3 separate regions of the Mus musculus genome follow, and all the other regions are linked to region 3. Evidence: chromatin contacts called from ENCODE Hi-C or POLR2A ChIA-PET data. All regions are on one chromosome and are shown on one strand. The core of a region is the stretch at or near the end of the contact, and the rest is flanking DNA. Distances in the headings are between cores, read along the strand shown.

The links. Hi-C counts contacts between places; a loop is a spot of excess contacts on that map. ChIA-PET counts read pairs that join two places held with the same protein, here RNA polymerase II (POLR2A).
Region 1: POLR2A ChIA-PET joins it to region 3 with 14 read pairs in Patski. The contact joins the promoter of Gbf1 here to the promoter of Nolc1 in region 3. POLR2A ChIA-PET finds 5 or more read pairs at or near these places in 4 of 5 experiments (Patski and embryonic stem cell).
Region 2: a map of left cerebral cortex shows a loop between it and region 3 (5-fold over the local background). The contact joins the promoter of Armh3 here to the promoter of Nolc1 in region 3. A Hi-C loop is called at or near these places in 1 of 37 maps with a recorded cell type or tissue (left cerebral cortex). POLR2A ChIA-PET finds 5 or more read pairs at or near these places in 1 of 5 experiments (embryonic stem cell).

The regions. Positions count from the first base shown.
Region 1 is chr19:46,149,800-46,153,817 of GRCm38, reverse strand. It overlaps Gbf1 (golgi-specific brefeldin A-resistance factor 1), which reads right to left and starts at 1,260. Exons shown (of 40, transcript NM_178930.3): 1 at 1,026-1,260.
Region 2 is chr19:45,996,234-45,999,800 of GRCm38, reverse strand. Armh3 (armadillo-like helical domain containing 3) reads left to right here and starts at 1,313. Exons shown (of 26, transcript NM_198296.2): 1 at 1,313-1,385. 4930505N22Rik (RIKEN cDNA 4930505N22 gene) reads right to left here and starts at 1,664. Exons shown (of 2, transcript NR_152221.1): 1 at 1,082-1,664.
Region 3 is chr19:46,074,072-46,077,848 of GRCm38, reverse strand. Nolc1 (nucleolar and coiled-body phosphoprotein 1) reads right to left here and starts at 2,002. Exons shown (of 13, transcript NM_001039353.2): 1 at 1,700-2,002. The coding sequence starts at 1,819. RefSeq lists cis regulatory regions at 2,045-2,051, 2,074-2,080 and an enhancer at 2,022-2,093.

The sequences.
Region 1 (4,018 bases), core at 11-2,510, 77 kb before region 3:
CATCTCCCAAGTAGGGAATAATTACAGATGTGGACCAACATGCCCAGTTTATGAAGTGCTAGGGACTGAACTCAAGGACTCCATACATGCAAGGCAAACACTCAACCAGCTACGTCTCCCTCCAGCCCTTTTCATGATTTTTCACCTACTAAAAATAAATAGACCACCAGGACCAAGCCTTATCAGTATTCAAACCCCTCTTAACTCTCAATCAAATGTGTCACAAAAGAGTGGCTGCCTTGGGATCAAACCTCATATCCTTAAAAAGAAGGGAGTTACAGTGGGTAAATGCCTACCCATAACACACACCTAAAGAGTTTAAGGCAGAAGGAGGTGGATCTTTGTAAATCCAAGGCCAGCCTGGTCTACATAGTGAATTCCAGAAAAACCAGAGCTACACAGAAAGAACCTGACTCAAAAAGAAAGAAAGGTGTTTACATGCAGACCCCTGGTGACAGCTGAGCTATCCTGTAAAAGCAAGATCTTACAGGCCAGGTTCTCAGGCGGCTGCCTCCAGTCTTCTATGCCTTCTGACTACCTAATCCAAACTGAGCTGGCTCATCTTTCAGGATTAATGGGGCGCTTCAGTTGTGCTAGGACGCAGTCACCCCGAAGTGACAGATGTACAGAATCTGAAAAGATTCACTCTCTAAACCCTGAAACCATCCTTAATTTTGCTTTCAGATGTTGAGGACTTTAGGGTGCAGAAGGGTCTGAAAAAGAAGAGCTGCAGGCCAGATTATGCCTAGGGAAAACAAACAAACAAACAAACAAAAACAAAAACAGATTCTAGCATCCACCGAGTCACAGGTGGAGCTGAAACACCCCTCGGGGACAAGGGTCTGACCTTTGGCCCCTGCACACCTCCCAACTCCCTCTCACATCAGTCCTCTGGGTTTACTTCTTCCCACTAAGCCCATCGCCCAGGCCGCTTCGCCCAACCGAAGGACCCTTCCTCCTTATTCTTGATGGCAACGTCAGGAGGCCCTCACGACGCTGGAACTCTAAGAAGAGACTTCGCTGACCTGTCAGCGGATCCAAAATGGCGGGGCCTAGTCCCAGAACCGGCGGCAGCCGCAGCTCATGTCCAGCCTGGCCCCGGAGGCGTCTCCCGGCCGCTCTCCCGGCGCCGGCGGCGAGTGAGAGAAGGGAAGGATCCTGTCTTCTGGAAGGCAACCCTAACTTCAGGGTGAGACCTCACTGCAGGCTGGAGTAAGTGGGCCGGGACGCTCGGTGGTGCCGGCTACCTTCCCTGTCAGCTCACTGACGTGGTAACTAGCCTCAGTCTAGCCCGCTGCCTGGTAACTGCGAGAGTCCTGCCGCGCTCAGCCAATCAGAGCGTGGCACTCTGAAAAGTGGCATTCCGACTATCCAATCGAAGAAAGAAATTAGCTCTGGGAGGCGTGCAATGCCCAAAGAGACCAGATTACAAGGGAAAGAAGAGTAGGTAGGGGACAGCCAACGGATACGAGGATTCTCTGACTGACAGTTACAGAAGCCAATAAACAATGAAAAATTGTGCTGGGCGGTTGAAGAGGTGGGGTCAGATAGGGTTCGGTTGCAGTGCGCTGTTTAGCAGTGGCTGCTGGGCATCCTGGGCAGGAAGGCTATGATTTGCTGGAAAGGGGGCGGGGTCCGTTTTGAGAGCTTGAGCGGGCGACCCTACTCCCCCAACTTCATCCTACCAAAGTCACCTGGGCTTTACTACTTTAGGGATCGCTCTCTTTCCAGGCAGGTCTGGGGTTGAAACGCGTTCCTAAATCCGGCCCGTGCAATCTTGCCTACGCCCTCCTGTCTTCTGTGCCCCACTTGGGTATATGTGCCTGTCTCATCCTAACTCTGATTTTTGCATTTTCTACTCCATTCCTACCATCCAGAAATAGAGAAAATGGTAGCAGAAATCTTGGATACCTAATTAGAGTATCCTCATTTTCCAGACGTGGAAAGAGTTCTACCGAGGAAAGCTGGATCCATGCATAGCAGAGAAAAACATACACCTACCCCAGCCAATTCGGTGCGGAGAGTAAGGGGCATGGGGGTACTTAATACTTCTTTTTAAAAAGAAAGAATTTGTCTATTTTAAGATAATGCTCTTAGCCACTAAACCATCTCTCCAGCCTCCCTCAATACTTGGTATACCTTACTCCATAGGGCTATATGACTCTCAGTTCAGCCCTTCCTATTAAGCCTTGGACAAATCTTAATGAACGATTGGTGGAGGTGTATGAGGATCAAGTCTGAGGGCCTAATCTCACACCATTAGTCCACATCGTTAACAAAAAGAAGAAGAAGAAGAAGAAGAAGAAGAAGAAGAAGAAGAAGAAGAAGAAGAAGAAGAAGAAGAAGAAGAAGAAGAAGAAGAGGAAGAAGAGGAAGAAGAGGAAGAAGAAGAAGAAGAAGAAGAAGAAGAAGAAGAAGAAGAAGAAGAAGAAGAAGAAGAAGAAGAAGAAGAAGAAGAAGAAGATGATGATGATGATGATGATGATTTCCCATTTTCCTTCGAAATGCGGACAGGTGAGACTGGAAAGGAAGCTTAGCAGTTAAGTGTGCTTGCTGCTCTTCCAGAAGACCTGAGTTCAGTTCCCAGGATGTACATAGCACTATCTACTGTAACTCCAGCTCCAGAGGGATCCAACACTTTGGGCACATACTCACACAGAGACACGCGCGCTCTCGTGTGTGTGTGTGTGTGTGTGTGTGTGTGTGTGTGAGAGAGAGAGAGAGAGGGGGGGGGAGAGAGAGAGAGAGAGAGAGAGATCTTTCTGTAACCCTGGCTACTGACTGTCCTTGAAGCCCAGGCTGGCTTCAACCTCACAGAGATCTACCTGCCACTGCCTCCCAAATGCTGCACCACTATGCCAGGCACAGACACATACATTTCAAATAATAAAAAATAAATCTTTTGTTTGTTTGTTTTTCAAAACAGAGTTTCTCTGGGTAACAGCCCTGGCTGCCTGGCTGCCCTGGAATTCACTTTGTAGACCAGGCTGGCCTCGAACTCAGGTCTGTCTGCCTGCCTCTGCCTCTCAAGTGCTGGGATTAAAGTCATATGCTACCATGTCCAGCAAAGCAAACCTTTTCTAAGGCCATTGGAATGTGGCCTTGAAACAGGCACCCAAGGCATCCATAGGTTATGATCCTCTAATTTAAAAAACCATCAGAGCCAAATCCAATATGAAGAATCCCCCAACAACTCCCTGTGTCTATGCATTGGTCTTGGTCTCTAGGTCCAGCTAGGAACCTAAAGGAAGTCAGATGAAGATGATACGATCACCAAGGTATTTCATTCTATGATACCTCTGAGCCATTTTTCTCTTCGTTTGGTCTTTAGGGCTTCTCTCAGGTTGGAGAGCAAATAGGAAAACCCTGTAAGTAAACTAAAACTCCCTACTCTCCCCTCCCTATCTAGGTATGCCTCCAGACATTAGACATCTTAGAAGTATGTGATTATCAATTAAAGATGGAGAGAGAGACAGAGAGAAAGCAATCCCCAGCCCCTCACAGGTGCTACACATCATTTAACAGATAAAACAGGTTTTTTTTTTATTTATTTCAGTGCAACATTTATTGAGTTTCTTTTTCCTTCTCTCTCCAGCCCCTTTCGCTCCAGCCCAGAGATTTATTTATTTATTATATGTAAGTACACTGTAGCTGTCTTCAGACACACCAGAATCAGAGGGCATCAGATCCCATTACAGATGGTTGTGACCCACCATGTGGTTGCTGGGATTTGAACTCAGGACCTCTGGAAGAGCAGTCAGTGCGCTTAACCGCTGAGCCATCTCTCCAGCCCCCCATTTATTGAGTTTCTATATGCCTGTGAATAGAAAAAGAGGAAAGAAATGCTTCTTGTTCTCCTAAATTTTATTTTATACAAGTCAACACATCAGTTGATTCCTTCAATATGGAGGATGGAGTGATATCAAATCTATACATAAGGGGTCATGAGAGCAAGAAGCTACACCTTTGGCCAGCCTGGAAGTTCAGGCAAGGCTTCTCAGATAAAACAGAACCTAAG
Region 2 (3,567 bases), core at 64-2,563, 77 kb after region 3:
GTCTGCTAGATATTTCTGTCTGGACATCTATCAGGCATTTTGATCCTAATGTGCCCTTAATATCATCTTCCTGCCTAAAACAGTTTTTTCTCCAGGGGCCTTTTGTTGCTATAGGTCTCTTCCCATCTTTTTGTTTGTTTGCTTTTAAGACAAGGTTTCTCTGCATAATCCTGGCTGCCCTGGGACTTGCCCTGTAGATCAGGTTGGTCTAGAACTCCCAGAGATCTGCCTACTTCTGCCTTCAGGGTGCTGGGATTAAAGTCATGCAGCATTGCTGCCTGGCTACCCTTGCATCTCTTGACCAAGAGTTAGAGCCTTTGGAAACTGCACCTAATGACTAAATACAAATCATTTACCCCGATTATTCAAGGCATGGCTCCTTCCTCCCTCCCCTTTCTCCCTCTCTTCCATTTCCTTCTCTTTCTCTCCCCTTGTTTTTTTTTTTTTAATGTGTATGGATGCTCTGCCTTTATCTATGTGTACTTTGTGTGTGCCTGGTGCCCATAGAGGCCAGAGAAAGATGGGAGTTACAGGAATATGGGAGTAACAGACAGTTCTGAGTGCTGGGAATTGAACCTGGGACCTCTGTGAAAATAGCCAGTGTTCTTAATTGCTAAGCCATATCTCCAGTGTGTCTCTGTGACTGTATCTCTCTGTCTCTCTCCGGTGGATCTCTGAGTTTGAGGCCAGCTTGGTCTACAGAGCAAGTTTCAGGACAGCCAGGGCTACACAGACTTTTTCTCGGAAAACCTAAAAAAAAAAAAAAAAAAAAAGACAAGGTTTCTTGTTGCACAGGCTGCCCTTGAATTTGCTATAAAGATGGAGCTAATCTTGAACCTCTCATCCTCCTATCTCTGGTTCCCAAGGGTTGGGATTAACAGACGTGACACATCGTGCATGGCTATGTATATTCTTCTAGACTGCAGCTCCTCGCTCTCACCTGTGCTGGATAATTTTTTGTCAGCTTGATACAGGAATAATCATCCGAGAGAAGGGGACCCCAAATGAGAAAATACCTCCATAAGATTGGGTTGTAGGCTGGTCAGAATTTAAAATAACGAAAACAGCAACAACAACAAACCTCTACTAGAGCCGATTTAAAGCCAGTGACTTCAGGTGAAGGGCTAGTTCTCTCGCGGTGTCTGTTGGGAGTTGTAGTTTTTGCGATGCTTGCTGGGAATCGTGGTCTGAACCCGCTTCAGGAAGAGGGCGTGAAAGAACCTGAAGAGCGGAGGGTTTTAGGACCCGGCGGGGAGCGGCGGCCTGGGGGAAAAGTGTCGGGAGGTCGGGAACGCGCCCGTGATTCCGGAGCAGTGGCGGCGTCGCCGGAGTCGGGAGCGAGCAGGCCTGCGAGCTGCTAGGGTGCTAGAGAAGCCGGGGGCTCGGTAAGCGGCGCGGGCCCTGCCGGGTCCTCGAACCTGGCCGACCTCTGCGGGTCCGCCCTACTAGGCCTGGACGCAGAGGCGGCCCTGGGGGCGGGGCCTGAGTGTGCCGCGGCGACACGGGTGACAGAGCAAGGGGAGGGCTGCGGTTGCTGGGGCCGCTTGCTGTGGGAGGGTCGGGCCTGGGACCTCAGAGTCCGCCTCGCTGCCTTCGATCGCCCGCTACCGGCTGGGTCCGGCCTCTCGGAGGTCCCGCTGGGGCCTCGGGGACGCCGAGGCGCTGACCTTTGACCCCAGCGCGGGGCTGACCCCGAGCCGGTCGGCTCCTGGTGGAAAGCTGCGCCTCGGACGGGAGGTGGCCGGTCCCCGTGAAGTGTTCAGATGCCGGGTCCTGCGCTCTTCCGTTTTTAGCACCCACTTTTTGCAGAGTTAATAAACCCACTGCGCTTTCATGCGAGGAGTGTGTGCCAGCCAGGAAACCCACCCCTTCCCTCGTACGGTGAAGAATGATAGTCACTGGGGAAGTTGTCCCTGGCTAATGGGACAGTGGATATACTTCAGCCATGTCCTAATAAAATGTTGCGGGACTATCGGAACCTCCCCAACTTTTCTTTCTAGAAAAAGTTTTAAACTTAAGTGCATTTTCCTTGAAAATAGGGCAAGCATGGTGTTTAAACATGGCTAGTGTTAGAGCCATCATATGTGTAGCCTTAGGGCCCCTGGCCGGTTCAGAACTAGCTATGTAGACCAGGCTAACCTCGAACTTGTAGCGATCCTTCTGATTCTCCCTCCCAAATGCTGTGATTTCAGTGTACCTCACCAAGCTAGGCTTATCTCCTGCCCATGATTTAGGACAGAGTGACTTGAAATCTTCTTTGGTATGTTTTTGACTGAATGTTGTATGTATGGTCGTTTCCATGGAAACGCTTTCAAGATAGCAGATCTAAGAAAGGTTTTGATAACTTCTCTTCCAATAGTTAAGGAAGTCATTCTTTTCTTAATGAATTAGCAAGCCTTTAATGTGTTCTTATTATGACAGTCATTGTACCTTGTCATGTTTACATTTTTTTGCCTCCCAAGACAGGGTTTCTCTGTGTAGCCCTTGCTGTTAACTCTCTTTGTAGACCAAACTGGCCTCCAACTTAGACCTGCCTGAAATACACATTGAGTTCAAGGCCAGCCTGAACAGCTTAGCGCGGGCTCACACACACACACACACACACACACAATAAAAACAAAACCCAAAAAACTAAAACCAAAACCCACCAAAAATGAAAACAAACCCTGGATAACAACTTAGAACCCAGAATCTGGGATGCGGAGGTGGCTCAGAGGTTTAAGAGCACTTCCTGCTTTTTCAGAAGATCCAAATATGGCTTCCAGCTCCCACACTAGCTAGCTCCTGGCTCACAGGTACCTGTAACTGGCTTCTGTGGGTACTTGCACTCAAACACACATCCACACACAGACACACATATTAAAAAACAATAGCATGGGGTTGGAGAGATGGTTCAGTGGTTAAGAGCACTGACTGCTCTTCTAGAGGTGCTGAGTTCAATTCCCAGCGACCACATGGTGGCTCACAACCATCTGGAATGGGATCCGATTCCCTCTTCTGCTGTGTCTGAAGACACCTACAGCTACAGTATACTCATATAAATAAATCTTTAAAAAAACACAACAACATTAAAAAAATCAGGAAAAATAATAACAGAAACCAACCCAGAATTTGGGGTTTCACACAGCACAGTTTAGGGATCCATAAAACTAGGAAAATGTGACCAAATAACAAATGGATTCAGGGATGTGAGGGTAAATGTTGCTTCAGCACTCATTGAACACTGACTTGAGACGGACACTTAGCTTAAAGTCAGGGTTTTTTTTTTTTTCCCTGCAGTTCCCATTTTATTTTTTAATTTCACAGTATTCAAGTCCAACTTCAAGGCCGATATCAAGTAGCAAATTAATATTACAGCATAACTATTTTCTAAGATAACCAATAAAATTTCCCATACACATTCCTATGGACAGTAGTTTAAAAGTTTAGTTAGAGGAAGAAAAATAATATCCAAAAAAATCTTTGCTTTGTTTTACACAGCTCATAGAGGATGGTGATTCATCTAACTGTGATTACTGAATGGCGAATATTTCATCATACAAGTCTTGAACATTCATGTGACCGAGA
Region 3 (3,777 bases), core at 753-3,252:
CAGCCAGAACATAGAGACCCTGCCTTAAGGAGGGAGGGAGGGTGCCGAGCAGTGGTGACACACACCTTTAATCCCAGCACTTGGAAGGCAGAGGCAGAGGCAGGCGGATTTCTGAGTTCAAGGCCAGACTGGTCTACTGAGTTCCAGGACAGCCAGGGCTACACAGAGAAACCCTGTCTCGAAAAACCAAAAAAATAAAGTAAAATAGGAGGGAGGGAAGAAGAGGAGAGTAATAATGAGCACTGGCTAGATGGTCCATCAATTCAGAGCACATGGAGTTGGGGGGGGGGGTTGGGGGATGTATTACCAGATCACATGTCAGGCTGTCCCGGCTGAAAGAACTCCCTTATTATGAGACTGACCTGATCTTTCCTTTTGTGGCAAAAATCACCTTTTTGTATTTTGCTACAAAGAAGTAACCTATCTCAAAAGATCTGGTGGCCTATAACCCAAGAGTCCCAGGATCTAAGGCCTACAGCCTTTCAAGGTGTTTCCACGAACACTACAGCTTTTCTTTCATTTTTTTTCCCCCTTATTTATGTGAGTTCATCTTTGCTGTCTTCAGACACACTAGAAGAATGGGCATCTGATCCCATTACAGATGGTTGTGAGCCACCATGTGGTTGGTTGCTGAGAATTGAACTCGGGACCTCTAAAAGAGCAGTCAGTGGTCGTAACTGCTGAGCCGTCTCTCCAGCCCGCTACAGCTTTTCTTAAGGTGCAGAGTAAACATTTTGCTCTTACATAACAGCTGTCACTCACCCCATGTTCCTGTGTGCCTACAATGGAGTTACTACTTTGTGCATTTTTCTCTCAGTGAGTCTCATTCACTCAAAAGCTGTAAATTGGGCTGAGCATGGTGATATACACCTTTAATCCCAGCACTTGGTAGACAGAGACTGAGCTGAGTTCAAGGCCAGTATGGTATACAAAGTGTGCTGCAGGGCAGTAAGGCACTTAGCATGAAGAGGCTGTGACAAGAGGTACAGAAGTTCATATCCATCCTCCACTACACAAGGACTACATGAACTTTGTCTCAAACAAAAGGCTGCTGGGATCATACATGCAGAAAGCCGCAGAGCCTGGCCTAACATCACTACCTGGAGCTCCAAGCTCAGTGCCAACTTAACACAGGCGGACGCTCACTACTCCTAGAGTATACTGAAAGCAACCTATCACCACACTCATTCATTTTTTTCTTTTTAAAAAAATAAGTAAATACAATATGAAGTCCTAGCTATCATTACTTCGCAATTTATCCCTGCACTCACTCATCTTCTTTTGTAAAAACAAACAAGTGTATAAATAGAATCCAAGCCTTCATTACTAAAATCTTTGAGTCTCAGGTAAAACTGCAATTAAGGGTAAGTCCAACAAAAAGTACAGAAGAACCACGCACCGCCAACCCAATGCTCCCGGAGGGATCTAGCGCCACATGTCCTGGGTCACGAGGGACCCATGCCTGTCACCGCTGCAAAAACTCACACCAAGTAAAAGCCGTAATACTCGGAGCTAGCTAGTCAGACATGGTGGAAGGAGACACCGAGACCTCCAGCCTGAGGAAGGTCCGCAGAGAAGCTGGGCAGACAACGGACTGACAGACCCCAGCCCTCGCCTCCTTAACTTCTAAAGCCGACAAGGCCTAGATTAGCTCGGAGAGTCGTCCCACCCCGGCCCGCAGACCAAACCAAGGACTCACAGCGCCGGTCGCTTTTGCAAATTTACTGGCCACCTCCGAGAGTTGGCTATCCCGCAGAAATCTGAGCACAAGGGGATAAAGGTCGCTGGGAACCACGCGGCGCAAGCCGGTATCCGCCATGCTCCGGGTAAAACGCGTCACTACCGTTGCGCACGCGGCACGACTTAAGAACACCAAAGCACAGCCCGGGTCGAGGGCGGGTCCAGTGTCGTCATCAAGTCGCGCGCGGCGCGCAGCGGAAAAGAGTGGCGCACACGAGGTCGCGTACCCTCCACCCGGGAGGAGAGACCCAGACTAAATCTAGAAGTTGCTTCCGGTCCCACACGCGTCATCATCCTGCAGGGGGCGGAGCCCACGAGCCGCCCACTAAGGAGGCGGAGCTTCTACGTCAGATGCCACGCTCCTGTCCGAGGCGGGAAAACTTGCAAATTCCCGCGCATTACCTTTGCTGAATGGGCTTCTTCCTACTGTAGATTTCCAAGCCCTGGCTGCTACTGAGACCTCACAGTACTGAATGGACTAACAATAATGGGTGCACTGGAGAACTCGAGGCTCTTTCAACCCTTCTAGAGGTGTCACCTACTGCTCAAACTCCCACGGACAATGGCTTCCTCCCTCCCTTCACACCCAGTGAAGTCCTTCAGGATACCACCCAGACCCAGACTCAAATCAGAGGATCCTAAAAGTTGTGGTGACAAGGTGTTGGTACCCCACATTGTCTGTCAGTCATAGCTAGGTTACAAGACAGTTATCCTTCCCATCTACAATTCGGAGAACAGGAACACGGGACCATCCCAGGGAAAAGATCAAGAAAAATCCTTTCTTCCTAAAGAAAGAAGTCACAGTGAATTCGGAAAACTTCAGTATCAGCTACTGTCCAGGTCAGGAAGCAATAAAGATGCACTTCCGGTGAATACCTTTCTTTTACTTTCCTCAAAACAGGCGCTCCTTCTAAAAGGACCCGTTATCCTATTTCCCAGAGGTGCTTCTATGCATACACAATCGTTTGTTTGTTTGTTTTGGCTTGTTTTTTTTTTTTCCAAGACAGAAAGGTTTCTCCGTATAGCCCTGGCTGTCCTGGAACTAACTTTGTAGACCAGGCTGGCCTCGAACTTAGAAATCCGTCTGCCTCCCGAGTGCTGGGATTAAAGGCTTGCGCCACCACGCCCGGCCTCAAAATCGTTTTTTTTAAAATACACACACCACCGGGCGGTGGTGGCGTACACCTTTAATCGCAGCACTCGGGAGGCAGAGGCAGGCGGATTTCTGAGTTCGAGGCCAGCCTGGTCTACAAAGTGACTTCCAGGACAGCCAGGGCTACACGGAGAAACCCTGTCTCGGAAAAAAAGAAAAAAAAAAAAAATTCACAAACCAAGATGGTGATCAAAACCAAACTGGTGAGCTTTAATGACACTTAATAGACACTAACCCCAGTTGAGAAAACTTTTATTCTCATAGGTATGGTGGCAAATGATTTTTTTGTTGTTGTTTTGTTTTGTTTTTCCGAGACAGGATTTCTCTGTAGCCCTGGCTGTCCTGGAGCTCACTTTGTAGACCAGGCTGGCCTTGAACTCAGAAATCCGCCTGCCTCTGCCACCCGAAAGCTGGGATTAAAGGCATGAGCCACCACACCCGGAGGCTAATGATTTTAAACCCAGAGTTGAGAGGCAAAAATTGCAGATGTCTGAGAGAGGGAGAAGATAAGAGGGAGAGGGGGGATAGAGAGAGATAAGGAGGTGGAAGGGGAGGAGTTTGACATAGTAACCAGGCCATGATGGCACACACTTTTAATCCATCCCAGCACTTGGGAAGCAGAAGCAGGTGACCTCACGAGTGAGATCCAGGACAGCCAGGGCTATACAGAAAAACCCTGGCTGGAAAAACAAAAAAAAGCAAAACCAACAAACAACTGTACCTCCTTCACCCCACAAGAGTCTGTATCCTAAAATTATCTTCATGCACAGGCCTAGCAGCTCTCACTGAAGAGAGTAGGCAGGAGAACCGGGATTCCAGTCCAGCCTGCACAGCTCTACAGAATTTAGAAAGGGCCGGTGTAAATGCTAGCCGTGCAAGCATAA